Linked DNA regions of Homo sapiens: all the other regions are linked to region 3. Evidence: chromatin loops called from intact Hi-C (ENCODE). Cell type or tissue: GM12878. All regions are shown on one strand. Region 1 has its middle 64 kb from the start of ZNF385D-AS2. Region 2 has its middle 160 kb from the start of ZNF385D-AS2. Region 3 holds the start of LOC101927829 (a long non-coding RNA gene). Region 4 overlaps ZNF385D (zinc finger protein 385D). Region 5 has its middle 550 kb from the start of SGO1. Region 6 has its middle 490 kb from the start of SGO1. Region 7 has its middle 330 kb from the start of SGO1.

What was found. Peaks named below come from ENCODE experiments on the same cell type or tissue, not always from the same donor. Only the 100,000 strongest peaks of a DNase experiment are listed, where the experiment ranks them.
Region 1: it touches region 3 in a loop (8-fold over the local background); 24 of 110 quality-filtered maps call a loop at or near these places.
Region 2: a loop joins it to region 3, with 8 times the contacts of the local background. A loop is called at or near these places in 39 of 110 quality-filtered maps.
Region 4: a loop joins it to region 3, with 12 times the contacts of the local background. A loop is called at or near these places in 18 of 110 quality-filtered maps.
Region 5: a loop joins it to region 3, with 2.2 times the contacts of the local background. A loop is called at or near these places in 15 of 110 quality-filtered maps.
Region 6: a loop joins it to region 3, with 2.1 times the contacts of the local background. A loop is called at or near these places in 4 of 110 quality-filtered maps.
Region 7: a loop joins it to region 3, with 8 times the contacts of the local background. A loop is called at or near these places in 8 of 110 quality-filtered maps.

Annotation. Positions count from the first base shown.
Region 1 is chr3:21,890,840-21,894,839 of GRCh38, forward strand. It overlaps a transcript of ZNF385D not described here. Among named protein-coding and RNA genes, the nearest start is that of ZNF385D-AS2, 64 kb to the right of the region's middle. In GM12878, no CTCF peak of the experiment used is centred here; no DNase peak of the experiment used is centred here.
Region 2 is chr3:22,115,752-22,119,751 of GRCh38, forward strand. It overlaps a transcript of ZNF385D not described here. Among named protein-coding and RNA genes, the nearest start is that of ZNF385D-AS2, 160 kb to the left of the region's middle. In GM12878, no CTCF peak of the experiment used is centred here; no DNase peak of the experiment used is centred here.
Region 3 is chr3:20,338,584-20,342,583 of GRCh38, forward strand. LOC101927829 (a long non-coding RNA gene) reads left to right here and starts at 3,885. Exons shown (of 5, transcript NR_110814.1): 1 at 3,885-4,000. In GM12878, a CTCF peak has its summit at 1,929 (motif pointing right); a DNase peak (open chromatin) is centred at 1,905.
Region 4 is chr3:21,482,964-21,486,963 of GRCh38, forward strand. The region is part of intron 4 of ZNF385D (zinc finger protein 385D); the gene reads right to left. Among named protein-coding and RNA genes, the nearest start is that of ZNF385D-AS1, 58 kb to the right of the region's middle. In GM12878, a CTCF peak has its summit at 1,542 (motif pointing left); a DNase peak (open chromatin) is centred at 1,558.
Region 5 is chr3:20,733,119-20,737,118 of GRCh38, forward strand. No RefSeq gene overlaps it. Among named protein-coding and RNA genes, the nearest start is that of SGO1, 550 kb to the left of the region's middle. In GM12878, no CTCF peak of the experiment used is centred here; no DNase peak of the experiment used is centred here.
Region 6 is chr3:20,672,905-20,676,904 of GRCh38, forward strand. No RefSeq gene overlaps it. Among named protein-coding and RNA genes, the nearest start is that of SGO1, 490 kb to the left of the region's middle. In GM12878, no CTCF peak of the experiment used is centred here; no DNase peak of the experiment used is centred here.
Region 7 is chr3:20,509,842-20,513,841 of GRCh38, forward strand. No RefSeq gene overlaps it. Among named protein-coding and RNA genes, the nearest start is that of SGO1, 330 kb to the left of the region's middle. In GM12878, a CTCF peak has its summit at 2,134 (motif pointing right); a DNase peak (open chromatin) is centred at 2,129.

The DNA.
Region 1 (4,000 bases), 1.6 Mb after region 3:
GGAAAACAGACACCATGAACTTTCAGTGGTTTCAAACCACATTGGTTGTACGATTTTTGTTTTTATAATTTTGTTTTTGGTCTCCAACAGTATTTAAGAATTTCAAGGTGGGAGAAGAGAAAGTGAATTTTTAAAGCAGCATGGCAGAAAAGCAAACCCACTTGGAACTGGACTAATACAGGTTTGGATTTTACCTTTGACAATAGTTGTACAGCAAATTTATAGGTTTTCTAGGAAGTTATAATTTCATCATTTGCAAAATGGTTAAAGTAATACTCTATAAGATTTTTATGAAAATAAAAGGATAGAGGGAAAGTGTTTATCTAATTATTGCTTGACACGCAGAAGGTAATCAATAAACAGATATTTCGTTATTGTTATTATTGTTCTGTTTTCATTGTTAAGACTCTCATCGTCAGTATTATCTATCTAATGGATAGAATGAACAAGGAGCTATCCAGGAAGTACACTGAGATCACAGGTAAAAAAAATATAAAAAAATACATTTTGATACCTTAAAGCACAGCTTTCAAGTAATGCGTGACTAGTTCAAATGTCTGCCCAGCCATCCTGACCACACCATTCATTTTTCAACCCCTTATCCTGTTGGTTTTCTGAATGGCCTTATCATTGTCACACACCTCATTATATGGTTATTTGTTTACTATCTTTTTTCCTCAGAGGTAAATGATATAAGACATGGGTTTATTTCTGTTTTACTTGTGTGTATCTGGCAATTAAACTAGAATCCAGCACACAGGAAATAATAAATATTCATTGATGGAATGAATGCTTTGATGTCACAGCAGTGGAAAATGTCCAGTTAATATTCTAACACAAGTGGTTACATTAGTTTGAAATTAGGCTGAGAGGCCTTGACGTTTTCTAACAATCTGAGATACTAATTAATGAGGTGGTAGTCTATTGTCATTATCCCTAAATGGTATATTTTTAAAGTTCTGAAGACACAGTAAGTTTCACTTACTTTTAAATTTATACTAATTCCCCCAATTCAATAATCCATAGGATTTTCTGTCATTGATGTGATTTAGAAAAGTTTCACTCTGTCTGCTTAATAGCTTTTTCAAAGTGAGAACCAAGCTGATCACAAATACTAAATCAAGGAAATATTATCAACAGCAGCAAAGATACTGGTCTCCATGTGTTCATGCAAAATATCCATTTTAATTTAACTGTAGTTTATATGATATTGGTTTGTTTCGAGGGCAACTGAAACTTTTCTTCAAAAATTAACTCCCAATACTTGCTTCGTGGGATAGGAAGCATTCTGAATGAAAATATCACTACAAGCAATGGAAATTAAAACACCTCAAATGAAATCTTATTTTTATAATTGAGATGGAAAAATTTGAATATATAGAATTTAGGTGAAAGGGATGTTTGCCTGAATTTCTCAGCCTCTATAGTGCACAGCTTTGAAAGCGCTACAGTGCCAGGAATATGCTGGCTCAGCACAGAAACCTAGAAGGAGAAATAATAGCAAATGACTGCCTCAGGTTTGCCCAAATAAATTCCTCCAGATATCTCTAAGAATACAACAATCCAGAGAAATCATTTTCAAAGTGTGCTCTTACCCTTAACTCAATTTTGCTCCTCCAAATAGACTTGTTTGTGCTTTGCTCTGATTAGATTTAAAACTATTATTATCATTACTGATTTGGTAAAACTCATTAATGTAAGCATGACTTTTCTCAAAATACACTTGAAGAAATATCAGGATTAAGACTTACTGGTTTCCTACCAAAACAAGTCCTATTTATTTGCAAAGGAGCTAAACATAGGTCTTTAACAGACTTTAAATTTAAATTAAATTTAATTACATTTAAGAGACATTCACTCTCTCCACCAGTTTTTCTACTTCTTTTACCTCAATTGGTCTATAGCCCTCTGAAGTTAATTTCCAAAAACTATTTACTCACGTGCAAGATAACGCCAAGAAATAAGATGCAGATTAGTGATTTTTTAAACCATGCATTGTGGATTGTAAAGTCCACTTGTTTTATATTTTACAAAATGAAATAGAATAGAATAGAATGCAGAATGTCAGAGTAAGTGACATATTGTAAAAATAAGCATTTTTTGGACAATTTCTATTGCGTGTATGTATTTGGTCCTATGTAAAGTGTGATTTTTACAATAAACTCCAATCAGAAAAGCTTGAAAAACATAGGAGAAGAGAAGAAAATAGAATTTAGAGGTAAATAGGACTAGCCTGAATGGTGGCTGTAACACTCCCTGCATGATATCAAGTAAGTCACGTAACCTCTCAGAGCTTTAAGTTTCTCATCTAAAATGGTGAGAATTCCAGGTATTGTTGATGTGGAAGAGTATTGGTAGATTAGAAGCATTGTAGACATAAGGCAGAACAAACTGGATTGTCATCGTACCTCATCCACATCTGCTTTTAGCACAGATACACATCATTCCAAATATGAATTGCACATTTATGGAAGGGAAGGAGGTATGACACAAAATGTAAAACATGGTAAAAAATAATAACAAACAAAAAAGTGCCTTGCACAGACAGCTTATTCTTAAATGGCACTCATGTCATCGAGCTGTTTTACTGCACTGGTCTGTGGTCTGGGAATTAGCACATGAGATATGCAAAGATGAGTCATGATCTCCATAAATAATATTTTAAAAGGCTACTTAACTAGCCTTTATGTGAAATATAAACCTCTAAGCACTTTATTGTGTCCTTAAATAATTTAGCTCATTGAATGTTTTCCCCCTGAACTCATTCAAATCAGTTATCGTTAGAAGTTCATTTGAAATTCTAGCCATGCCAAGACAGAGTACCAACAGTATTCTGAAGGTTGAAAGTTGCATGGAAATTGAGAATTGGCAACAAGGAGAATTTCCCTCTCGTCAAGTCTAGCTATTTTAGAACTCAGAGAATTAAAAAAGAGATATTCCACATTTTATCAAAGCCATGGTTGTAAATTCTAGTTCCCTAATAAGGCAACCATCTCTGCAGACTTTTAATAATATCACTTGAAATTGTATTTAGTTTTTAAATTTTATCTTGCAAACGGAAAATTATTTTCATTGTACAGGTTGTATAGCTCAATTTAAACATAATCATTGCCTTAGATAACTTACAAAAACAACTTTTAACATGTTCAAAACTTTCACCTGGACTTAGGAAGTTCAAAAATATCCAATGATAGAATACTTGTTTCTGTGTCTCGAGGCAGTTAGATACATGTTTTCCATTCCTTAAAACCTCTTAAATTTTTAAACTTGCATAGTCATATATATCAAAACGTATTTTTAAATTGCACTAAGCTAGATAATTTCTGATTTATTTTCCTTTGAACAACATAACAAGAAAAACAACAGTATTACCTCTATAATAATTAAAGTTAAACAAATTGAGACCATTAGGTTAATAATCCACTGTCACAAATACTATCTTAAGAACTAGTATGTTATACTTAGTCAATTCATGTAATATTACCTCTTGGAGAGCACGATTTGTTAAAAAATTAAGATTAAAATATTATATTGGCATAAATGCAAAGAAAAATTTTTGAGCAAATGTTTGAAGCCAAAAACATCCCTGAGTTTTAAACTTTCTAATTCTTTCTGATTTGCTCTTTCCTTTCTTTTGCAATATGATTTATCTTTGTGATGAAAACACACTTTTATTTATTTTCAGCTGAAAGACTAGTTATAGCTATGACTTTACAACAGCAAAGCTCACCTTATTTTGTTTAAAGACCTTCTTTGTAATTATTTATACTTAATATAGTTTGTGAGTTGTAATTATCCTCTAAATTCATGGTATATGGGCTCCCTCCAGTGGCTAAGTTAGCAACCACAGATCTGAAATGTCTATTTTAAATGACTGATATATTTAAGTAATGATCAGCAATGGTTTCAATATTGCTGAGTTTAAATCTTACAAGCAGCAATAAGTTTTAGGTGAGCATATAACTGCAGTGTTACAACCCTTTCAGAAGAAACGTAGAGC
Region 2 (4,000 bases), 1.8 Mb after region 3:
ACAGCTTTAGTCATATGACCTCTGAAGCACTTTGGTGATTTAATCATCATCAGGAAAAACCGCTAGCAGGAAGGTTTAACCTACTAAGAAAACAGGTTTTTGTTTCCTTAAAATAAAACTATCTTTGCAATTTTTGATCTTGTCAATACTTTAAAGCGAGCTGATGCCTATACCAAAAGCTGTCCGAGGTTGCAGCCACGACCACTTCCAAACTGAAGCTGGAAGCTAAATAATGACCTACTGGGGATAAACTTTTACATCTCAGAAGCAGAATTAACTCCTGTATTTTCCTGTGTTCATATAAAAAGTTCAAGCTTTGGAAACTATCAATATTTACACATAAGTATGATTTTAACCATGCTACGGTAGGATAATAATCTTTATAAATCAGTGAATTTTTATAATAATATGTATTTAAAATTAGAGAGCTTTTAGAAAAAAGCTCTCAAGTTATAAATTTTTCTTTGTATTCTCTCCTGAATCTATTTTATATAGATTTCCCGGATGTCTACATTTGACACTTAACACCAAATAACACTTTTTATTGAAGTCACATTTACTGAAACCCATGGAGTAACACATTCAGCAGTCAACATACTCCTTTTTTCCATTAAATTAAGAAGATTGCTCCAATTCAAGAACTACTCAGATTATTTTGTTCATTACCTGCATGAATGAATGCATTCTGTAACATTCTCTAAAGGAAAGAAGGAATTTAAGGCATCCTGCAAAAATGTACACAATAAAATGTAGTAAAAGTGGGTGAAGAAAACAGAAAAAAGAGAAAATGTATAGAAAGGAGAAGATATAAAGAAATGTGAGAGACGAAATTACACAAAATTTCTTAGAACTGAGGCAACATTTGAATGTAAGCTTTCTAACAACTAATGCAAAGACAGAACCATCACACATAGTTGATTTGAAGAGATTATCAGATAAAACCAAAATTTGTCAGTCTAACCTTAAATGTAATGCAAAATTTAGAGACACATTTATTCCACAAAGCCTAGCATATATAGTGACAATATCCTCAAAATTACAGTTTTTATAAATATGATGAAAGGTTTATAAGGCTATTTCTGATAAGCTCTTTATAGAAATTGTCTGTAACACTAAAACTTATAATGAAAACACTGAGTTGTCACCATGTGCTAGTCACTTTACTAAGTGTTTAGGTCATTTGGCCATCATAACCACCCTATACAATGGTTAAAATTTGTTACCCTCTTTCAACAAATTAGGAAAATAGCTTAGGAAAGTTAAATAAATTGTCCAGGATGGTATATCTGTTAGAGGCATGGAAAGAATTCAAACTGACCCCAAATTCAGGCTTTGAGATGCCAGGCTTTAGGAGTTCCCACTGGTGAGGCTTTATGTCATGGTATCTAAAACATACTTATGTTAACAAACAGAAAAATCCAGCAATATGGAGCTTATGTAAATATTTTAAATTATTACAAGTAGAAGTGTGCTTTGGCTCTCATAGGATTTGGGCTCCCTAGGGGATTAAATAGGAACTCAGAGCAATATACTTTGAGCAATATAACTTCTTAATGTTCCTTCCAAGATAAGCAGGTTGCAAAATGGGTTCTCTGAAACTGAATGAGTAAACCTGTTTCGTATGAGTGTTAGTTGTGAGCTAACTAAATTATGGGGAATGGTTACACGACTTATGATTTTGAAATTAAGAACAGGCTTATCTCTCTGGCTTGAGGAGGAAAAGACAGGGAATAGGCATCTTGTTCAACCAAAATTGGCATGAAATGATTAAATAACAGGTTAAATAGGAAAGGTATCTGAATTCACACTGATTTATTCCACTATTTTTTTTTTACAAAAAAAATGATATTCTTTTAACTTTAAATTAGACTTAAATTGAATATTTTAGATATTTACTTTTAAATAAACTTAATGGTTACAAATTTCTAACTTGATCAACATTACTGGTAATATTACCATTGATTATTAATAATGATTAAAAAGTATTTACATGAAAGGATGTCCATTATTCCCAATAAAAGAAGAAATTAAGAAAAATATTCACTTTTCTATATTACAGCATTTAGATGACAAAGGTAGAAATCTTTTTATCTAATATAATCGTAACAATCATTTAAAGGATTTGTGGATTTTAAAAACGTAATTTCATGTGGCACAATTTCTTAACATCTGAACATGGTACTCTACTGCCCTCTCATGGATATTACAGAAGTAACAAGAAGAATAAAGTCAACTTAAAAAGGGTCAACAAAATGAACTTTGTTTAAATAAAACCTGTGATTTGTAACAGACGCACAATTAAATAAGTATTTTTATGCAGAATATCGCTTTTATGAAATGTCATAAAATGTTTAGACACAGGTACTTTAAATAATTATGAAGTAAAATAAATGAAGCGTACTTTACTTATAGAATTGTGAACTATGGAATTGCTAATGTCTCTCTTATTCCAAAATCCCATTGTTCTAAAGTATGCCATTATTTCCCTGAGTTTAGTAGTCTCAGGTGACTGCCATAGAGAAAATAACTTTAGTTTGGTAATCCCTCCAAACCATAAATTGTTTTGCCATGATTGATAAATTTCTTCATGGAACAAAAAGTAAGAAATCTTAGAAAACTGTAAATATAAATATAAGTAGAAATCCAAGCATGATGCTTAACATCTGAGATTGCATTTGTGAGGTGAGGGAGGGAGTGAAAACATGGTTGCTGCATATAGTTTTACAGGTTGTAGACTGTACATCTCCAAAGGGTGTTGCCTAGATAAGACATTTTAAAATGATTGCCCACATGTAAATTACACCATTAGGTATACTTCTAGTATTTTGAATTAAGCAATTCAACTTTTTTTTCCCAATGATATCGGTAAGAGGTTAGGGAAATTCATTCATGTTGGTGTGGAAGAACAGCCTCTCGATGGTTAAGACAAACAAAGAGCAGATAGCTGTTTTGTCTCTGAAGCCTGATATCCTTGATCTGACCTAGCACCTCTTCTGTTAACAGTCATAGTTCTGGGTTTAGAATTTCACAGGCCTTAGGAACATGATGTAAGCACTATTTTAACACTGTTTCTTAATTCATTTCATACATACAAATTTGAGCATTTCACATGTACTTTCCATTACTGCTTTGTAGATAAAAGTTTTTAGAAACATTTGCAAGTCTTATAACATTATCGACCAGACTGAAAAATTTTTAGTTTTTAACATGGAATATGATCAGAGACATAAGAAACTATCACCTGCTATTGTACTGTTTTTTCAGGGATTACCTAATTCTAAAAAATTGAATATTAATTATCTTAAATATAAAGGAATCAAGTCCAGATTAACTGTTCTACAGGGGCTACAAAGCCCAGGGATAGGACGTCCTGTGGTGCTGCCAAGAATACCACCCGCCTGATGAACTTTGCCATTGGCACTGGCTTCAGAAGGAATCTGCTTGGAACTTAATATAGAAAAAATACCTTGTCAGCTACTTAACATGGATTAAGAATATAAATCAACATCTTCATTACTATAAAATTAGTCAAAAGAAATGTTAAATAAAAATACAAGGCATTGACTTATGTCCGAGGCCAAATCTGTAAAATCATATCTTCTTGTCATATAAACTGAAATGCAGTCTAGACTAATTTACTACTATTTTAATCTTAAAATGTTATATTTAGACATAATTTGTTGGGGGGAATATGCTTTTGTTTGTGAATGCTTAAATGATTTATTAATAATTCTTATCACCTTTTATTGCTCTATCCTCTACTTTTTCAACTGGTTTTGATTCCATAATGGCCTTCTCCTCTAGCTTCTTAGAGTTGCTCTGTTTTGAGTCACTGTCTCTCCCAAAATAGGTTTTGATCATTTGCTCTGCTTTTATAGCTAGCTTATGGTTACTTCAGCCACTGTGCAGGACAGGTTGCTGGAGCCTCTTAGGCAGTGGTAGATTGGAAGATATGCTGTTTTACTATCTCTCCAGTAGATTTTGTGTCACAGGATTCCCT
Region 3 (4,000 bases):
GGAAAATTTCCTGCTTTTTCTTAAACTCTAGACTGCTCTTGAATGAATTTTGTACAAGAGAGCAATGAGAAACTGATAGCACTAGATGGAAATTTATGTCTTATCCAAAGGCTCTGGTATAACATCTTCAGTTAGCTGGGGGGCTCCAGGTCTCACAGAAACAAAAGTCCTTAAGGTTTAAGAATTTCTTCTTTCTTAAATATTTCCAGGACAACCTAGAGACCACTGTTAGTAGATCATCCATTGAGAAGGGTATATGTGAAATGTGAGAAAGTGGAGAGTTACCCATTGGATTTCAATGATTTTCTGGGCCTGTAGTAAATTACAGTTGTGGCCTCAGTTCTTTACCCATCACTGTATGCACATGTTTTGCTCTGTGGCTGCATTTTCTCTCAATGAAAAGATAGAGTCTCTTTCCCTTGAATTTGGGCTTACTTGTGAATTGCTTTGCCCAACAGAATGCAGCAGAAATGACAGCATGACATTTCTGAGCCTAGGTCTAAGAAGGCATTGCATGTTTCTGTCGTCTGGCTGAGAACACTGCTATGAGAACGTTACTGGCCTAGCTTCTGCATGATGAAAGACACAGTCTCATCAGCCCCAGAGTAGTATCAGCGGAGCCATGTAGTTGACAACTCCAGACATGTAAGCAATAAATGCTTAATGTCGAATGCTGCTGATGTTTCGTGGTTGGTTGTTATGCAGTGTTATTGTGACAATAATGCCACAATATAGCTTAGGGGATTAGTTTCCAGATGGATTATACATATAAAGTTCTGATAATTTTTCATGGAAATCTTGATACTTCATTAAAATAAATAAGAAGTCGTTGCTTAGCTCAATCACCTACCATGGGACATTTATCTACTGATTTGATTTGATCTGGGGGCAAAGGTTTCAGCCTTCAGCCTGGTAGTAGCCATATGCAAATGTATTTGTGTCTCTCCCAACCTGACAGATAAACAGACAGGCATCTAGAAGTTATCAAGTAAATACTTAGATGGGATTCTTGTGTTCAGTGTGAGTGTTCTCAAAATTTCAGTAAAGAGTTCTTTCCCCTGGGACATTAGATGTGGCTTAATAATGGCCACTAGTATATTTGTATTTGCAATCAGGCACAATGAACAGAATTGCTCCCAGGTTATCATTTGGGAATTTAAACACACTCTTTTTCTTTTGCCAGGTCCATTTCTGGCATGTATGGAATGAATCAGTGTGCCATCCTTTTAAGGCCCATTCATTGTCTTCTGGTTTTATTTTACGTCCATTTCTTCCTCTTACTAGAGAAAACAATTGAATTTTGTGGAAGCCCCAGGGGTTTGTGAATTTCAGAGGGACAGGGTTTTACCTGGAAAGAGAAAGGATTTTTGATTGAAAATAGAGGCTACTTATGACTCATTCAAAGGAGTTTTTCCTCTCCTTCATCTTATTTGCCTAGTGATTTTGTCTTATATGACACTTTGGAGCCTACTGTGAGATGACTGCTTCACACTGGATCTTTTTCAAATATTTTTCAAGGACAAACATCCTTCCTACAGGTTTTCTCATCTGTAATGATTGTCTTGTCTGGGGATTGTATTCTGATTAATTCAACGTTAGCTTTCTCACTGCTTCAGTGGATTCCAAATTTGTCATAGTTAAAAAAAAATTCTCCTGGGAAGTTTTATAAAAGAAGTTGGTGAAGAGAGGGCTTAGGATTTATTCTGCTGACCAATCTTTAGAATGTGGTAGGGGACTGAGGCACACAAAAAAGAAAAATGGAAGGAATGCCCAATTCTTATGCATTCTCATAGGTCAGGCATAACTCAGGAGTTTTGCAGAAATTTCAGTGATTGTTGCTCACATGGAGGTTTTACCCTGCAGTCACCATCCAATTGAGCAAAAAGCAGTTAAAAGGATGCAATAAGGGATTCAGCCAGCAGAGGGCGGGAGAGCCACACCCAGTTGCTTGGACCAGTTACACACCTCCAAGCCAACTCGTTCTGAAGACACAAGCCTTTTTTTTGGTAAGCGTTTTGCTTTCACTAAGTCCCTTCTGACAGAATGGGCAAGAGTCAATCTGCCCGGAATTGAATACTGGCTGCACCATGCGCTAGCTTCATCATCTTTTTGTGCCTGATTATTTCTCATTGGAAAAATGGGAAAAGCATAGTCATGGTGAGGATGTCATAAGGGTGTTGCGAAGATGATGAAGTTAACTTATGTAACACATTCCAAACAGTGCTTGGTAACTACTTGATAAATATTATTTAATAGTATTATAGGCTATCCCTTTGCCTTCTGTCTTCCATCCTCCCAAGTCTGAATGCAAAAATAAATTAATATGGCAATAGGTTATGTGGGCTGATTCCTCTTCACTCTTTGAAACTCATCTCAAAAAGCGCAACATACCTTCGTGATATTTCTGCCAAAAATGCTTATGCCAAATCTAACCGCGAGAAACAGTTTAGAGTAGTTCCAAACCAGAGACATTCTACTAAATTCAGGGACATTTTTTTTTTTTTTTTTTTTTTGAGAGACAGAGTTTTGCTCTTGTTGCCCAGGCTGGAGTGCAATGGCACAATCTCGGCTCACCACAACCTCCACCTCCTGGGTTCAAGTGATTCTCCTGCCTCAGCCTCCCGAGTAGCTGGGATTACAGGTGTGTGCCACCACGCCCGGCTTATTTTGTATTTTTAGTAGAGACGGGGTTTCTCCATGTTGGTCAGGCTGGTCTCGAACTCCCGACCTTAGGTCGTCCGCTCGTCTCGGCCTCCCAAAGTGCTGGGATTACAGGCGTGAGCCACTGTGCCCAGCGTAAATTCAGGGACATTCTACTAAATAACTAGACTCTGCACTTTAAAAATTACAAGGTCATGAAAGACAAAGAAAGAATCTGAAACTGTTCCAGATTGTAGGATACTAAAGACACATGAAAGCTGAATGCAGCATATGAGCTGGGGATTTCTTCTGCTGTAGAGTACACATTGGGACAATTGGTGAAATTTGAATAAGGTCTGTAGATAAGATCGTAGTATTGTATCAGTATTGATTACCTGATTTTGTTACTTGTAGGCTACAGAAGAGAATGTCCTTGCTTTTAGGAAATATACACCAGAATCTTCAAGAGTAAATGGGGCATCATAATTTCTGTAAGTTACTCTCAATTTTTTTTTTTTTTTTTTTTTTTTTTTTTTTTAGACAGAGTCTCTGTTGCCCAGGCTGGAGTGCAGTGGTACGATCTTGGCTCACTGTAGCCTCCACACCCTGGGTTCAAGGGATTCTCCTGTCTCAGCCACCCAAGTAGCTGGGATTACAGGCGTGCACCGCCATTCCCAGCTAATTTTTGTATTTTTGATAGAAACGGGGTTTCACCATTTGACTAGGCTGGCTGGAACTCCTAGTCAGGACTTCAAGTGATCCACCCACCTCAGCCTCCCAAAGTGCTGGGATTACAGGCATGAGCCACCGCGCCCAGCCCCAAATTTTTTTTGAAAAAAGAAATGTATATTTGTGTGTGTGTGTTTGTGCGTGTATGTGCATATCTGTATGTAAGCATATTTGATATAATAGCATTTAGTACATCTGGTTAAAGGGCATATGAGAATTCTTTGTAGTGTTCTTGCAACTTTTGTTAGCCTGAAATTACATCAAAATACAAAGGTAAAAAATAAAACCATAAATAAAAAATACAATCCCAGCTCTCAGGATGCCTCCTTCTTTAATAGTTTTCCCTGATGTCCCCTGCCTTACCCTTTGCCTTAGGTGGGTTAGGAGCCCTGGCCCTGTGTGCCCTCAGTCTGTAGCTTCTCTCTCTGTCACAGCACTGTATTACACTGTATTGTGACCACCTGATTATGTCATTAAACTATGAGCTGGGACAAAGAAGGCAGGGGTGCTATCTCATTCAACTTTGTATCACCTGAGCTTAACTAACACCTGGCACAGAGAAGAAACATATTAAGGATTTGCTGAGAGAATAAGATAGTATAACTTGGTCTTATATCTAAGGTTTGATTTT
Region 4 (4,000 bases), 1.1 Mb after region 3:
CATTAGACAGTATTATTAAAAACTAGAGATTATATTCACATTTTACCAGCTTTAACATGTAATCTTGTTTAAATATACATTTCTATGAAATTTTATCACATGTGTAGATTCTTGTAATCATCATCATGATCAGGAATAGACTGCTATATTGCTCCAAAAAATAGTTATTTGTACTACCCCATTAAAGTCATAGCTTACCTCCAACCCTAAATCCTGGGAACTATGCTATGTCTTCAATGTAATTTGGAGAATGTCACATAAGTGGAATAGTAAAAGATGGATCACTTTGAGATTGGTTTTGTTCACTCACCATAATGTCCTTGAGATCTATCCAAATTATACATATCAATAGTTTATTCCTCTTTACTGCTGAGTGGTATCCCACTGTATCTCTGTATCACAGTTTGTTAATCCACTTGCCCAATGAAAGACAGGTTGTTTCTACTGTATGTGAGGATTAACAGAACTGTTATAAATGTCTGGAGTAAATACCCAGCAGTAAGATTGCTGGGTCATATGGCAAGTATATGTTTACTTTTACAAGAAAATGCCAAATTCTTTCTCACCAGCAATGTATAAAACTCCCTGATGCTCTACATCCTTATCAGAACTTAGCATTGATGGGATTTGTTATTTATTTTACACATTCTAATAGGTGTGTAGAGGTATCTTATAATGTGCTGATTTGCATTTCCCTGATAGCTAATAATGTGGAATATCTTTTTATGTGCTTTTCATTGTACCATCTGTGCATTATTTGACAAAATGTCTGCTCATGGCTTTCGTCTATTTTCTAAGTGGATTATTTGTTTTCTTGCTGTCAAGTTTAAAGTACTTTTTATATATTCTAGATATAACATCTTTTCCAGATATGTGAATTAAAAAATTTTCTCCTGGACTAATATTTCTTTTTTGCAGACCATAAGTTTTTAATTTTGATGAAATCCAATTTATCTTTTTTTTTCTCTTACGGATCATGCTATTGGCATCATTCTTTGTCAGTCAGGGTCCAATCAAAAAAGAGAAACTGGCATCGTAATTTGGACAGGGGAAATTTAATGTTAACTGTAACAAGGGATTGCTTAATGACGATTGTATAGTAAGAAATAAAGACATCTCCAAATAATATATGAATAGCAGATATAAGGAGCAGTCATGCCTACCTAGGGCTGAAATAATGTGCTTAGAGAAAAGAGCTCACCCTTCCCAGGGCTGAGCTCTAGACCTTGTTGGACACGGTTTGACCGTGGCTCACTGAATGGTAGAGAGGTTGCCATGAGGCATCACAGGTGGAACTTGCTAACCCTCTAGGGTGCCAGTAGAAGTGGTTCATAGGAAAATGTCTCACTAGAGGCACAATGTTACAAAACTGCTTTAGGGGTGTGTTGAGAGAGGCCACTAGTCTGTGGGCATTTCTGGACACCATGCACTGCACAAGCTGGGCATCTTTCGAAGAAGCTATCTGCACCGCAGGAGTCTGGTCAGTGAACATCCAAGACCAAGAAGACAGACCTCTTCCTCCTGCGATGTCTCTCCAGTGCCCCCTGCTGACAAAGGTTAACATCATGCCAGCTTATAAAGAAGGATATGTAAAGGGTCTAGATCCATTGTCACAAGATGGGAATGGTCAAGAGTGTCCTGCCCTGCAGTTTTACCAGTGCCCTTTGGAGGGGGGACTGCCTCTGCTTGCATTAGTGCTGAGCACAAATAGCAGGACTCTTTGATCCAGATTCTGAAGTGTCAGGGAGGAGAGGGAGAGGTGTGGTAGGTTTGAGATGCTCTCCTGGAATACAGTGGGTATAATCAAAAGAGTCCCATCCTACAAGGCTGTCTCTTCCAAGTTTAGAATATGACTGAAAAGAGCAGACTTGTCTTGGGACTATTTTGTCTGAACCCATTGGTACTTCTAGCTTGCAGACTGCTCCTGTGCCCAGACCGGCATATATAGGAGGCAAACAAAACAAAATAAAGGAAACAAACCAAAAATGGGGAACTTATCACTGAGTCATCCTGTAAGTCTTGAGGCTGCTAGACAGTCCTACCTCTCTCCCTACTTCTCTTTCTTCAAAGTCTCCTAATGCTTGGCTTATGTGTTCTGTCCAGACTTTATATTCATAATTAATGCAGGAGAAATAAGGTGAAATGAGTTTACTCCATTTTCTTTTGAACCAGAAACTTTCCATGTCCTAAGTTTAAACTGAATTATTTGCTAGAAACACGTCAAGGTTTATTTCACATGTACGTGTTTCTGAGCCACAGTGTTACATGATCAGCTGGCTCAGGAAGATGCCTTCTAAAAAAATGCTTATCCTGATCCACAGGCTCACTTACTTGATAAAGCTGGAGATGGGTCCTAATGCAAACATTAGAGAGACACTTATGTTATTATGAAGGGCAAGCTCTACTAAATACTGGAGCCGACTTGAGAAGACAACTTGAATTGTCCTAAACTGCCAGCTGGTGGTGGCAAATGCCCATTAGGCATCATTGATTCTTACCTTTCTGGCACATCAAGGGACCTGGAATGCCTTGGCACTCTTTTCTGCTATACCATCATTTCTGCTCTTGCTAGGTTAGCTATCATCTTCCTCTATGTTTTTTTAATATAGATAACATCTCTTTGATTCCTCCTTTCACCATTTTTCCCATCTGTGAGGATTACAGAGAAGTGGGATATTCCACCTCTGCCTCAAAATTCTAATTCACATTAATAATAATGATCATAATAAATAGTAACAGTAACTTTCTATCATTTCAGAACACCTACTATGTGGCAGGCCTTATGTTAGAGGCCTTAATTGCATTATTGATCATCCTCCCTATGATTTGTTACTTGACAGATGAAGAAAATTAAATGGTACAGCTGAGATTAGAAACCTAATGTCTGAGTCCAAATCTCATCTTCTTTTCCCAAAAAAAAACCCTTTATCTGAATCCCACTACCACCATCACCACATCTGTACCACCCCTTTTGCCTGTACTTTTAGGCACACCTCACAGTATTTACATTTCAGTTTTCTCTACTAAGCAAGACTGAAAGCTCCTTGATAGCAATGAATTATCTTAAAACACCTACCTAACACAGGATCCTGTGTTAGGATTGGGTCACCAGCTGATGATTTTTATAGCTGCCAATTTAGAAGTTGGCCGTCTCTGAAAACTGGCTTAGCAGAGAGATTGAAACAATTTATCTAGAGAGTCACAAATTCAGCCGATGACCAGCTGAGTGGAAGTGATGCTCAGTGAATAATGAGGCTAATCTGACTGATGATCAAGATTGAGTCATGCATGCATATGAGCACCCAACTTGAAATGAGGTATCACTGTACGCATTAATTTATAACTACATATGAAGAAAAGGAGCCAAGTCTCATAAACCCAAGTGCTGGCCTTTCAAACACACACATTTCATTCAGAGACTCAAATTTGACAATGATACCTGATAAAGGCTCACATCAGTCATATCACAGCCTCCATCCTGATTACAAAGTGCATACTGTCCATTTCTCTGAATAGGATGCCATGTTATCAAAAGATGATAAATGTGCTTGCAAACAGGTAGGGCTAAAAAAATGCTTGCAATATTTCTTTGTGGTTTTGCAACAACAAACATCTTGACTGAATTTCCTATCTGCTGGGAAGTAAAAAGCAAAAGGCTTTAATGATCAGGAAAGTTCAAATGTAAAATATAAAAATGAAAGAATCTGGGCATTGGGACAGACATTAGGTCACATCTAGTACGACCACAATCCAGAGCTGGAAGTTGCTCCAAAATATTCCTAGCAACCAATCACATAGCCTGTATTAGAATTCCTCCAAAGTCAGGAAAATATCTAGAGTGCTCTATTTGATAGAATGTTTATTTGTTCATTGATTCACTCATATATTTGTATGATGACTATTCATATCATACTTTTTTTTAAACTGGCTAGGACCATGCAAAGCATTAGGAAAATAGCTATGAACAAGATACATATTCTTGAAGAACTTCTATTCTACT
Region 5 (4,000 bases), 390 kb after region 3:
GATTTGCCAACAGTCAAAATCTTGCTCTTGCATTTTACTGAAGCCTATTTCTAATCTCAAGCCATTCTGAGCTGACTTTCCTAATTTCTCTACTAAGGTATACCTTAATGTTTTGGAGAGTTTTACTACTCTCAATCCATGTTTTCAGATAAGAGAAGGTTTACAACAATCGTTTCCTTGTTTGGAAATTTTAAATAGCTTTGGTATTTACCCTATTAACATGGCATTGAACATGATATGAACAGATATGTATGCTATTATGTATGTTAGCAAATACTGTATACTTATAGTTGACTATAAACACAAAGGCAATAGCTGTTACTTATCAAGCCTGTATCTTCTGTTGGGAACTGCCATTTATTATGTAACTACAACTCTAACAGGAGATATTTCATTCATTTCTCATGACATTTTTGTAAGGTAGATATTAACATCCCCATTTTACAGAGAAGCAAACTGAGTTAGATTGAGTTTAAATAACTTACTCTAGGTCATATAGATGGTAAGTGATGGGTATAGATTTTGATATCTGTGACAAAAATCTCATATTCTTTCCAATTCCTTACCTTCCATATGGTGCCTCATCTAATAAATGCAGCTAATGGTTATTTATTGTGGTTAAGATTCTATTAGGAATATATAAGCTGTATTATAGAAGTGTGACTTGTGGACACATAGGAGCCAGATAATCTCTAGTAGTCTACAGGTTTGATGGAAGAAAATCTATCAGTATTCCAATCTAACAATGTCTTGACTGAGAATTCCAACCTTTTTTCAGAACAATTTTTGTGCTCTAATACCTTTTTTTTCTCATTAGAGAGGCCATAATCCAATTTAAACAACTTTGGACATTATACAAAATAGCTTCTCAAGTTATTTCTATTTACCACATGAGTCTGTATGTACTAGAAAATTGTGTGAGTTTTTTAATCAAACATAATTAAAGTATTCATTATGTAATAATATTTTATCCTGTTTAATAGGGAAAATAATTACACTCAAATTTAATTCCTTATGAAGGAGATAGTTCTGAATTAACAGATTTCCCAATCTCTTAATAATAATCAAGATCTTCTAGCTATCCATACCTGTGATACACCCGGCACTGTTTTTGGCAATGTGGTATTACATAAACAAAACATACAAGAATACCGGATGTCATAAAACTTAACTTCTTGTAAAAGGCTACAGAAAATTTTTTAAAAACACAATTAAGAAAATTGTGTCATAATTACAACCAGTAAATATTATAGAAAAATAATTTTAAAAGAACAGGAAAGAAAAAGTGAGAATGCTGAGACATTCTCACTGAGTATTATGTGAATTGGTTAGAGTAGACTTCACTGAAAAGAAGAGTATTGAATAAATGAAGACAAATAGAGTTAATCAGGCAAATATCTGGGAAAGAGCATTTCAATAAAAGCAATAGCTTCAACAAAGGCTTAAAATGGGAGCAATGAAAAGCAAAAAGGTCAATGAGCTTGGAGCGAAGAGAGGGAGAGAGAAAAAAAGTTGTAGGAGACAAGATAGAGAACCAGAGGCCAAATCATGTAGGCATTTGTTGGCCCTTATAAGGACTTTGGCATTTACTCTGAGTGAACAAGGATTATTGGTGCTTTGGGGCAGAAAACAATATTTGACTTACATTTTAAAAGATCACTCTGGACACTCTGGATAATATGTTGAAGATAACCTACAGAGAGATAAAAGAAAAATCAGTTAGGCAACTACTTTAATAACTCCTTAATGTGATAATGGTGCCTTCGATAAGAGAAATAGCAGGCAGATGGGGAGAAGCATGCAGATGATAGACATGTTTAAAATTAGAGTCAACAAGATTTTCTGATGAATTGAGTATGAAGCATAAGAGACACAGAGAAGTCAAGGGGGACTCCAACGCAATTGGCCTGGACAATTTCGATGATTATCATCCACTGAAATGAAGAAGGCTGTGAGTATAAGATGTTTCAGGGGAGGGAGAAAGATGAGGAGTGCAGTATTTGAAGATGTTGAATTTGAGACATTTAGTGTATATACAAGTGTGTATGTGTTGGTACACAGTTGGTGTACAAGTCTAGAATTTGAGAACAAAATATGGGCTAGAGTTTTACATTTGGTATTTTGGGGGATGTAGATGGAATATTAAAGCCCTGAGACTGAATGGGATCATGTAGGGAGTAAGTGTAAATAGAAAATCAAGTACAACAAAGGGACCAAACCTCTAAATACTCTAACATTTGAAAATTGGAAAGGAGGCCGGGCGCAGTGGCTCACGCCTGTAATCCCACACTTTGGGAGGCTGAGGCGGGTGGATCACGAGGTCAGGAGTTCGAGACAAGCCTGGCCAACATGGTGAAACCCCATCTCTACTAAAGATACAAAAAATTAGCCAGGCATGGTGGTGTGCGCCTGTAATCCCAGCTACTCAGGAGGCTGAGGCAGGAGAATCGCTTGAACCTGGAGCTGGAGGTGGAGGTTGCAGTGAGCCAAGATTACGCCATTGCACTCCAGCCTCGGTGACAGGGTGAGACTCCGTCTCAAAACAAAACAAACAAAACGTGAACAAATAAAAAGAAAACAGAAAGGAGAGAAGGAATAAGCAGTAGACACTGAGAGTGAACAACTACTCAGGTAAAAAGAAAATTGAAATTGCGTGGCATCCTAGAAGCCAAGAGTACACAGTGCGTCAAAGAAGAGGTAGGATTTTCATATCTGACTGTAATGAACAAAATTGCAAAACACTATCCCTTTCATACAAACCAAAACAAACTAGGTAAGCTACCAAAATCACTGATTAAAAAAAGTCATCAGAAGCTTCAGATATAAAGGAACATAAATTAATTAAATTTCAGAAAGTAATGAGGAAAGCAAAGGCTCATAGTTGTTCTTAAAACCAGAAGTACAAGGGAAGAGGAAGAATATGATATAGATGTCCATAAGAGCTTAAGTCAGATTAACTTTCAACAGACTTCCATTGGCCACATGGCATGTCAGATTAGAATTCTGAGGAGTCTAGTCATACAGCAGGTCTACATCAACTGGCCAACAGTTTTCAACGAGTGTTTGTAAGTATACAGGTAGTAAGCTAAAGGCTGGAGATAAAGAAGAAAAGCTGAGAGAGACCCCTGCTGAGGCATGCCGGATCTCTGTGTATGGCCTGTTCTGTGCAGGCCAGGGCACAGCCCACCGTACTGTAGAGGCTGGATACGTGATAGTAAAGCTAAGAGAAATCCATCTGGGGCACTTGTCTGAAGACTGAAGAGCAGAAGGTCTGAGAAAGATTTTCTGTGAAGCAGAAAACTGAGGGCAGGAATGAAGAGTAAAGTGACTTCCACAAAGCTCCAGAAGCTGGCAATCTGGCTGTCAAGCAGAAGATTTTCCATTGTTTGGAATTCTGTCAAAGAATAAGAGCTGTCTGTAATATCACCAGTTCCTTGCAAAAAGAAAAAATCCTGATCCCACCTTTAAAATATTATACTATTGCTGCAAGAAAAACCAGATTCAGCTCAAGTACAGATAAGATTGACTCAGCAGCCTGACGGAAGAAAGGGTGTGCCCGTTTCTGGAGGTGAATATTATTCAGTTCAGTCTCTAATGTCATTTTATACAAAAGTTACATTATAAAATAAAAAACCATAAGACATTTAAAAAATGAAGAAAATGTGATTTATGTTAAATAGTAAATAGGAAATAGCAAAGATAAATAGATAGGGAGATCGCTCAGACATGGTAATTATTAGAGAGGAACTTTAACACAGCTTTGATGGGGTCTGCTGGAAGAGATTAACATCATGCACGAAGATATGAAGTATTTCTCCAGAGAGATGAAAACTATAAAAAAGAATGAAAAGAAAATGCTAGAATTTAAACAAAACGGTGAAAAATAAAAAATTTATCAGATGGAGCAACATAACAGCAGTCTAGAGGGTGGGATAAGTGAACTTGAAAGGCAGGTCAATAGAATGTATCCAAACAGAAACACAAATAAGGAATATAAAAG
Region 6 (4,000 bases), 330 kb after region 3:
TGCCTTTAAAAACTCTTGCTTGCAAGCCATCAGGGAGATGAAGTCTTAAGTGAGAGCTGCCTGATGCCCCTTGCTTGGTGTCCTGTAAATAAAGTCCTCCATTCTTCTACTGCAAAACCTCCATGTGGATGTTTGGCCTTACTGCACAGGGTGAGTAGATCCCAGTTCAATTTGGTGACAGTAGGTCCAATTTGAACCAACTCACAAGGTCTAATTATTAAACATTCAGGAATTTTGTGAGATGAGCTTTCAATTGTTGAAGCTTGAAATTGACCATGCACATAAGCAAATGCTACAAATGAAGGCTTCTTTTTTCCCTCAGAAAGCTGTTTTATCTACTCATCACTAGGACTAGAATATTAGATGTTCCTTGGGCATCTCTATCTTTATGTGGTTTCTCCATGTAATATCTCCAGGATGGTGGGTTCAGTGTAGCTGGACTTCTTTTACACACCCTCCAGATTCAAGAAGAGAGAATACGGACTCCGCCTCTCAATGGGGGAGTGTTGATGTCACATTGTAAGGATTAGCATGTGAATAGGAATGCTTGTTGAAGCTACCTTGGCAAAGACAACCCTCACAAAGACTTTTTCCATTTTTCTCTTTTTTTACTGTTTTATGGTTATACAATTAATGCTTATTGTAATAAATTATATAAGAAGTTAAAAATCACCTGCCTTCACCATGAAATAAGTAGCATTATTGTTTTGATAACAATCCATTTGCAAATCTCTTTGTGAATACATATATACATAATTTTGAAGGAATGAGGTTAAGTCATAAACATTGTTTTAATGTTTAGTGTCATAGGAACTATTCTACAGTTTTCTCTTTGGTTTCTTCTTCTTCTTTTTTCCTCCCTCCCTTATTTGTGCCTTGCTTATCACACTTACAATATGCCAAAAAAATCTCTAAATCAAATGATAAAGGCTCTGTTAGTTTCCCAATGCTGCTACAACAAATTAAGCTTAAAGCAACAAAAATGTATTCTTGCACAGTTGTAGAGGCCAGAAATCTGAAATCAACATCACTGAGCTGAAATCAAGGTGTAGTTAGAGCTGTGCTCCCTCTGGAGGCTCTAGGGGAGAAAGAATCTGTTGCTTGCTCCTTCCAGCTTCTTGTGTATACTTGCATTCCTTGGCTTGTGGCTGCATTACTCCAATCTCTGCCTTCATAGTCACATTGCCTCTTCTGTTTTTATCAAATCTCCCTCTGCCTCTCTCTTGTAAGAAAACATGTGATTGCATGTAGGGCCTACCAGGATAATCCAGTATGATCTCCTCATCTTGAGATCCTTATCTTAATCACGTATGCAAAGTTTTCCCATAAAAAGTTTTATATATAGGTTTTAGGTATTAGGACCTGATATCAAGTGGCCATTATCCATTCCACTACAAAGGCCTAACTTACTCTTTTTAATTATTTCTTAATATTATACAATATAGAAGTTACAATTAATTCAACAATGTCCCAAATAATGGCCATTTATTTTTATTGCCTAAAACATTTTTAAAACTTTATAAGTTATAAGAACAATAAAAAATTATCCTTAACTTTGCTTCCATTGCCTTTCCAAAGTACAACTAATTGTATATCCATTCATAATTTCCATGTATATACAGGTGAATATGTGTATATATATGTATGCATATCACTTTTATACAAAGAGGAAAAGTCATACATGTATTTTTGTTAGTTTTTAAATGTATTTATTTTACTAATCTTGGAAATTTTTTCCTATCTGCATATATAAATCATATAGATCCACCATAATCACCATAACCAGTTTCCTATTAATGAGTATTTAGGTTGTTTCACTATTTTTCAATTATAAACATTGCTGCAATAAATACTTAAATATGTGTATCTTTACACTCTGTATCCTTAAAATAAATTTTTAGCAGTGGAAATGTTAGACTAAGTGATATCTATCAACATTTTAATGTTGATAGATATTACTAATTTTCCTTTCAAAAAGTTACACTAATAAGGAAAATGTTAAAGCTATTTTTAATAGTCATATAGCTTTAGCGCGAGTAAAATGTGATTCTGCCCATAGCTGTTGTAGATGCTTCAGAGTAGACATTAAAGAGACACTCAAGGCTGGGCGTGGTGGCTCATGCCTGTAATCCCAGCACTTTGGGAGGCCAAGGCAGGTGGATCACGAGGTCACGAGATCAAGACCATCCTGGCTAACACGGTGAAACCCCGTCTCTACTAAAAAAAAAAAAATACAAAAAAGTTAGCTGGGCATGGTGGTGGGCGCCTGTAGTCCCAGCTACTCGGGAGGCTGAGGTAGGAGAATGGCGTGAACCTGGGAGGCAGAGCTTGCAGTGAGCCGAAATCATGCCACTGCACTCCAGCCTGGACAACAGAGTGAAACTCCGTCTCAAAAAAAAAAAAAAAAAAAAAAAGAGTCACTCAAGAATTTGTAAGAGCTCTCTAAGCAGAGAATGTAGTAAGGAGGGTATTTGATGGAGAGGGAATAGGAGGAACAAAAGAACAAAGATATGGAAATATGTGAGGCCTTCAGGGAACAACTTTTTGATTGTAAAGAGGAAAATGAAGTATTAATAAGAGATATTACTATCTTAATTACATTTAGTAAATACTTGATAAGCACATGGCTAGAAGCCCTAAGCTTCCATTAGATTTAAGTTTCTTAGGACAAGTGAAGCCAGCTGCTGCAACAAACATTCCCTAATATTAGTGGCTTAACCAAATAACAGCTTACTTATTTCTCTTATTGTCAAGGTGTAGGAGGGAAGGTTTGCTCTATCCAGTCCTTCAGGGATCCAGCATTCTTTCATGCTGGGGCTCCACCATCTCTAACCTGTAGTATCAAGGTTGCTCTGGTGTCATTTTGTTGTCTAGTCAGCAGATGGGTCAAGGAAGAGGGAACATGATAAAGCCCATTCACCTTTAGCTGCCTTATTAATTTTTCCTGCATAATGAGTTATGCCAGAGTTTATCAGGATGAAACAACACACGTTTATAATCTCACGTTTCTATAGGTCAAGAATCTGGGCATGACTTGAATGGGTCCTTTGTTTCATAGTCTGTCTTAAGGCTGCAATTAGGTTGTCATCCAGAGCTGAAGTCTCATCTGAAGGCCCAAATGAGAAAGCATCTTTATTCAAGCACACTTGCACTTACATGGCTGTTGGTAGAATTAAGTTCCTTTAAGGCTGTTGGACTGAGGGTATTAGTTACTTGCATATGAGGCTCTTCCAACATGGCAGCTCACTTCAACAAACTTGGTGAGAGAGAGCATCTGCTAGCAAGAGGGACATGATGCTCTTATATAATGTAATCATGGAAGTGACTTTGATGTATTTAATTGGGTAGAAGAAAGTCACTAGACAATCTCATATTTAAAGAGAAGAGATTAATATAAGGGAATCAAAATTGGGAGAAAGGCATTCCAGGAGACAACTTTAGAGTTGGCCTGCTACTACTACACTGGTCCCAAAGTGATGTATTACTTCTAATACATTTTATTGGCACAAAATTGTCACACTGGCCTTACCTAGAGGTAGAGGACTAGGAAATATAGCTTAACCCTGTGCTCAGGGAGAAGAAAAACATTTGATAAGCATCTACCCAACCTCTGCCACAACATTCTTAGTGTTCAAAGCTTCTGTGTTACTAGGTTCATAATGAGTCATTAAAGAAAATGGGAGGTCTGAGACCTGAACTAACTTTTCAGGCCGTGAGACAACCAGTATCACCACCTCTATTATCAGCAGTATTTCTTTTTTTTTTTGGAGATAGAGTCTTGCTCTGTCACCAGGCCGGAATGCAGTGGTGCAATCTCAGCCCACTGCAACCTCTGCCTCCCAGGTTCCAGTGATTCTCTTGCCTCAGCCTCCCAAGTAGCTGGGACTACAGGTGCATGGCACCATGCCCAGCTAATTTTTGTATTTTTAGTAGAGACAGGGTTTCACCATGTTGGCCAGGATGGTCTTGATCTCTTGACGTCGTGATCTGCCCTCCTTGG
Region 7 (4,000 bases), 170 kb after region 3:
TTTCTTTTTGTATTGTGTCTTTGCCAGATTTTGCTATCAGGGTAATTCTGGCTTCACAGAATTAGTTAGGGTGGAGTCCCTCCTTCACAATTCTTTAGAACAGTTTCAGCAATATTCTTACCAGCGCTTCTTTGTATGTCTCTATATTTTGGCTGTGAATCCATCTCGTCAAGGGCTTTATTATTTTTGGTAGGTTTTTTATTACTGATTTAATTTCTGAAGTCAATGTTGATATGTTCGGGGTTTCAAGTTCTTTTCAATTCAGTCTTTGCAGGTTGTGTGTTTCCAGGAATTTGTCCATTTCCTCTAGATTTTCTAATTTGTGTGGACAGAGGTGTTCATAATAGTTTCTGAGGATCCTTTATATTTCTGTGAGATCAGTCGTTATTTCTGATTCTGCATGTTTGGGTTTTCTCTCATTTTTTCTGTGTTAATCTAGCTAATGGTTAATTGATCTTGTTTATTTATTCTTTCAGAGAACCCACTTTTGCTTTATTTGATCCTTTGTATGAATTTTTGCCTTTCAATTTTGTTCAGTCTTGCTCCAATTATAGTTATTTGTTTTCTTCTGCTAGCTTTGGGGTTACTTTGTTCTTGTTTTTCAAATTGCTCTAGATCTAGTATTAGATTGTTAAATTGAGGTCTTTCTAACTTCTTGATGTAGGTGTGTTTGCTACTTTTTAGATGTCTATTAGGTCCAATTGCGCAAGTGTTTAATTTAGGTCCAGAGTTTCCTTGTCAGTTTTCTGCCGCAATGATCTGTCCAATTCTGTCAGTGGAATGTTGAAATTCCACACTATTATTATGTGGCTGTGTAAATACTTTTGAAGGTCTAAAAGTACTTGTTTTATGAATCTGGGTCATCCAACGTTTGGTGCATATATATTTAGAATTGTTAAGTCTTCTTGTTGTATCGAATCCTTTATCATTATATATTACATTTCTTTATCTTTTTTTACTCTTGGTTTAAAGTCTGTTTTGGCTGATATAAGAATGGTGACCCCTGATCTTTTTTTATTTTCTGTTTCCATAATAGGACTATGTACGTAAATTTATTTTTGTGGTAGCAAGTATCTTTCTTTCATTTCCGTGTTTAGAACTGCCTTAAGAATCTCTTATGAGGCTGGCGTAGTGGTAATGAATCCCCTTAGCATTCGCTTGTCTGAAAAATATTTTATTTCTCCTTCTCTTTTGAAGCTTATTTTCGGGAGAAATGAAATTCTTGGTTAGAATTTCTTTTCCTTAGGGATGCTGAAAATAGGCCTCTAGTCTCTTCTGGCTGTCAGGTTTCTGCTGAAAAGATCATTGTTAGTCTGATGGGGTTTGCTTTGTATGCGATCTGACCATTTTCTCTAGCTGCCTTTAAGATTTTTTCTTTAGCTTTGACCTTGGACAGTCTGGTATCTATATGCCTTTGTGATGTTTGTTTTGCATTGTATATCACAGGTATTCTCTTAATTTCTTGTGTTTGGATGTCTATCTCTATAGCAAGATAAAATAAATTTTCTTGAATTATTGCCTTAAATATGTTTTCCAGTTTGTTTACTTTTTCTCCTTCTCTCACAGGTATGCCAGTAAGTCTTAAGTTTCATTGTTTTAAAATTTTCAAAAAAATTTTGACTGAATGTGCTAGTTTGAAGAACCAGTTCAAGCTCTGAGTTTTTTCAGTTCCAGAAGCTCTGATGCATTTCTTTTTAAGATGCGTCTCTCTTCCTTCTTTTCCTGAATTGTTGAGAAGTTTCTCTGTGTTGATTTTTAACTGTCTTGGATCTCATTAAGCTTTCTTGCAATCCATGCTTCACATTTTCTGTCATTTTTGAGTTTTCATTTTCTTTAGGGACCACTGCTGCAGAGCTGATGTGATTCTTTGGTGGTGTCACAATATTCAGGTTTTTCATGATGACAGAACTCTTGCCCTTTTTCCTTGTCATCTCGAGACACTGGCACTTCCAATTTATGTAATTATTTTCATGTGTCTTTCTTTCCTTTTTTTGTCTTTCACTTTTCCTCTTTGCCTATGGGGTGTGACTGTAGAGAGTGTTGGGTAGAGTCTTCTGGCTTTGCTTCTACAGTCCTATGCACTTCTGTCAGCAGGTTTTATATTGGACTGTGCAGTTTGACCTATAGGTCAGTAGATGGCGCTTACAGATAAGAACTGGCTATGGCCAATGTGGATGAGTATATACTGGATCTTTTTTTACTGGGAGACTCTGTTGAGAGCCAGCCTCAGGCAATGGGCTGATCCGTGAAGTGAACAGTGGCCTGAGCTCCCTGATAAACCCTGTAGGAAAGGATGAAGATAGGCAGGGCCAGATTAGGTAAGCCTGCCTACAGGTTCCCTGATGGCAGGCACAAGCACCAGCACCAAGAAGGAGATCCAGTGAGTGGCCACCAAGTTTTCAGAAGTGGGCATAGGCATGGAGCTGGGGAAATCTCTGGCTTCAAGTCTCTGCATGAGGGTGGGGCAGCCTAAACTCCTGTTGCAGAAGAATGGGTGTTCCAGATGTCTGGAGATCTTCCTGGGCGTGGAGCATAGAGGGTCCTGCTGCACCACAATCTCTGCACAGGAAGGGTGGGGAGATTCAGGCTGCTAATCCACGTGAGCAGGTGCTCCAATGCTGGAGATATGCCTGGGCATGGAGCAAGGAGGTCCTCACTTCACTATAGTCTCTGCGAAGTGGAGTTCAGACTGCTGATCCAGGTGGGTGGGTGCTCTGAATGCCAAGAGCTTCTTAGCAGACTTTATTACTTTCAGACAGTATAATTACTGTCAGAAATACTATAAATGGCAGGGCATGCTGTGTATTGTGATTCCAGGTGGTGCCTTTTATATGATAGTCTAATTTAGTCTCTATGTTAACGGAATCCCAGGAGTTGTACAGGGCCCTGCTTTCCCAAACTTATATGGCAGCCTTCACACTGTTGAGGTCACTGTGGCCATGATGTTACTTCCAGCTTTCCCATAATTAACTGCTTCCTGCTCCAGGCTCTTTTGTATTTACTGATGTTTTCTAGAGCCACTTTATTCCTATGACTTATTTAGAATCCAGTGTTTGTTCACCACTAAAAATACTCTGTCTTTATGACCAAGAAGAGTAAATGTTGGACAGCAGTGTTAGATATGATGATCACACTGTTTATTTTTGAAGTGTTTGGAGACAAACCTTGATGGAGGCAGAACGAAGAGTAAAAATAATTTGGCCTAAGGATTGCTAACTGTGTAACCTTGGGCAAGATGCTTAAACTCTTTAGAGCCCTTAATTATGTTATATGCAGAATGGAGATAATAATGTATTTGCTTTTCTTTTGGTGAAGATTAAATGAGATAATAGATGTAAAGTGTTTGAATCAGGGTCTAACACTTATTAGCAGTATGTATTAGTTGCTCAAAAGTTATAAGTTGTCTTCTTATCATCCTTTTTATCTTGATTGTTGAAGTTTTTAAGTTTGATACATTAAAGATTTCATGTCTTTTTTGGGTATATTAAGTCTTTTATCATAATGTCATGTTCCTTTCTGTACTTAGTAATTTTTTTTCTTTTCTCTGAAGTCTACTTTATCTGCTATTCATATAGCTATATAGCTTTTTTGTGATTGTTTTCATGGTATATATATTTTTCTTCTATTTACTTTTTACCTACTTATATCAGTATATTTGAAATGAATTTCTTGTAGACAGCAGATAGCTGAGTCATTTTGAACTATATTCTGATAATTTTTTTAATATAAAGCATTTATATTTTAATTGGTGTCTTTAAGCCCTTCATATTTAATGTAATTTTTGATGTCTGGATTTAAGGCTGCCACTTTATTGTTTTGTTTGTCTTGTTTTTGTTTCTCTCTTTCTCTTTTCTTACCTTTCTGTGGGTTACTGAAATAATTTTTAGTGTTACATTTTTCCTTATCTGTAGTGTGCATATATTTCTTTGTATATGTTTTAAAAATATTTTTCTTAGTGATTGCTCTAGATATTACCCTATATTCCAATTTAAAGTTGCAC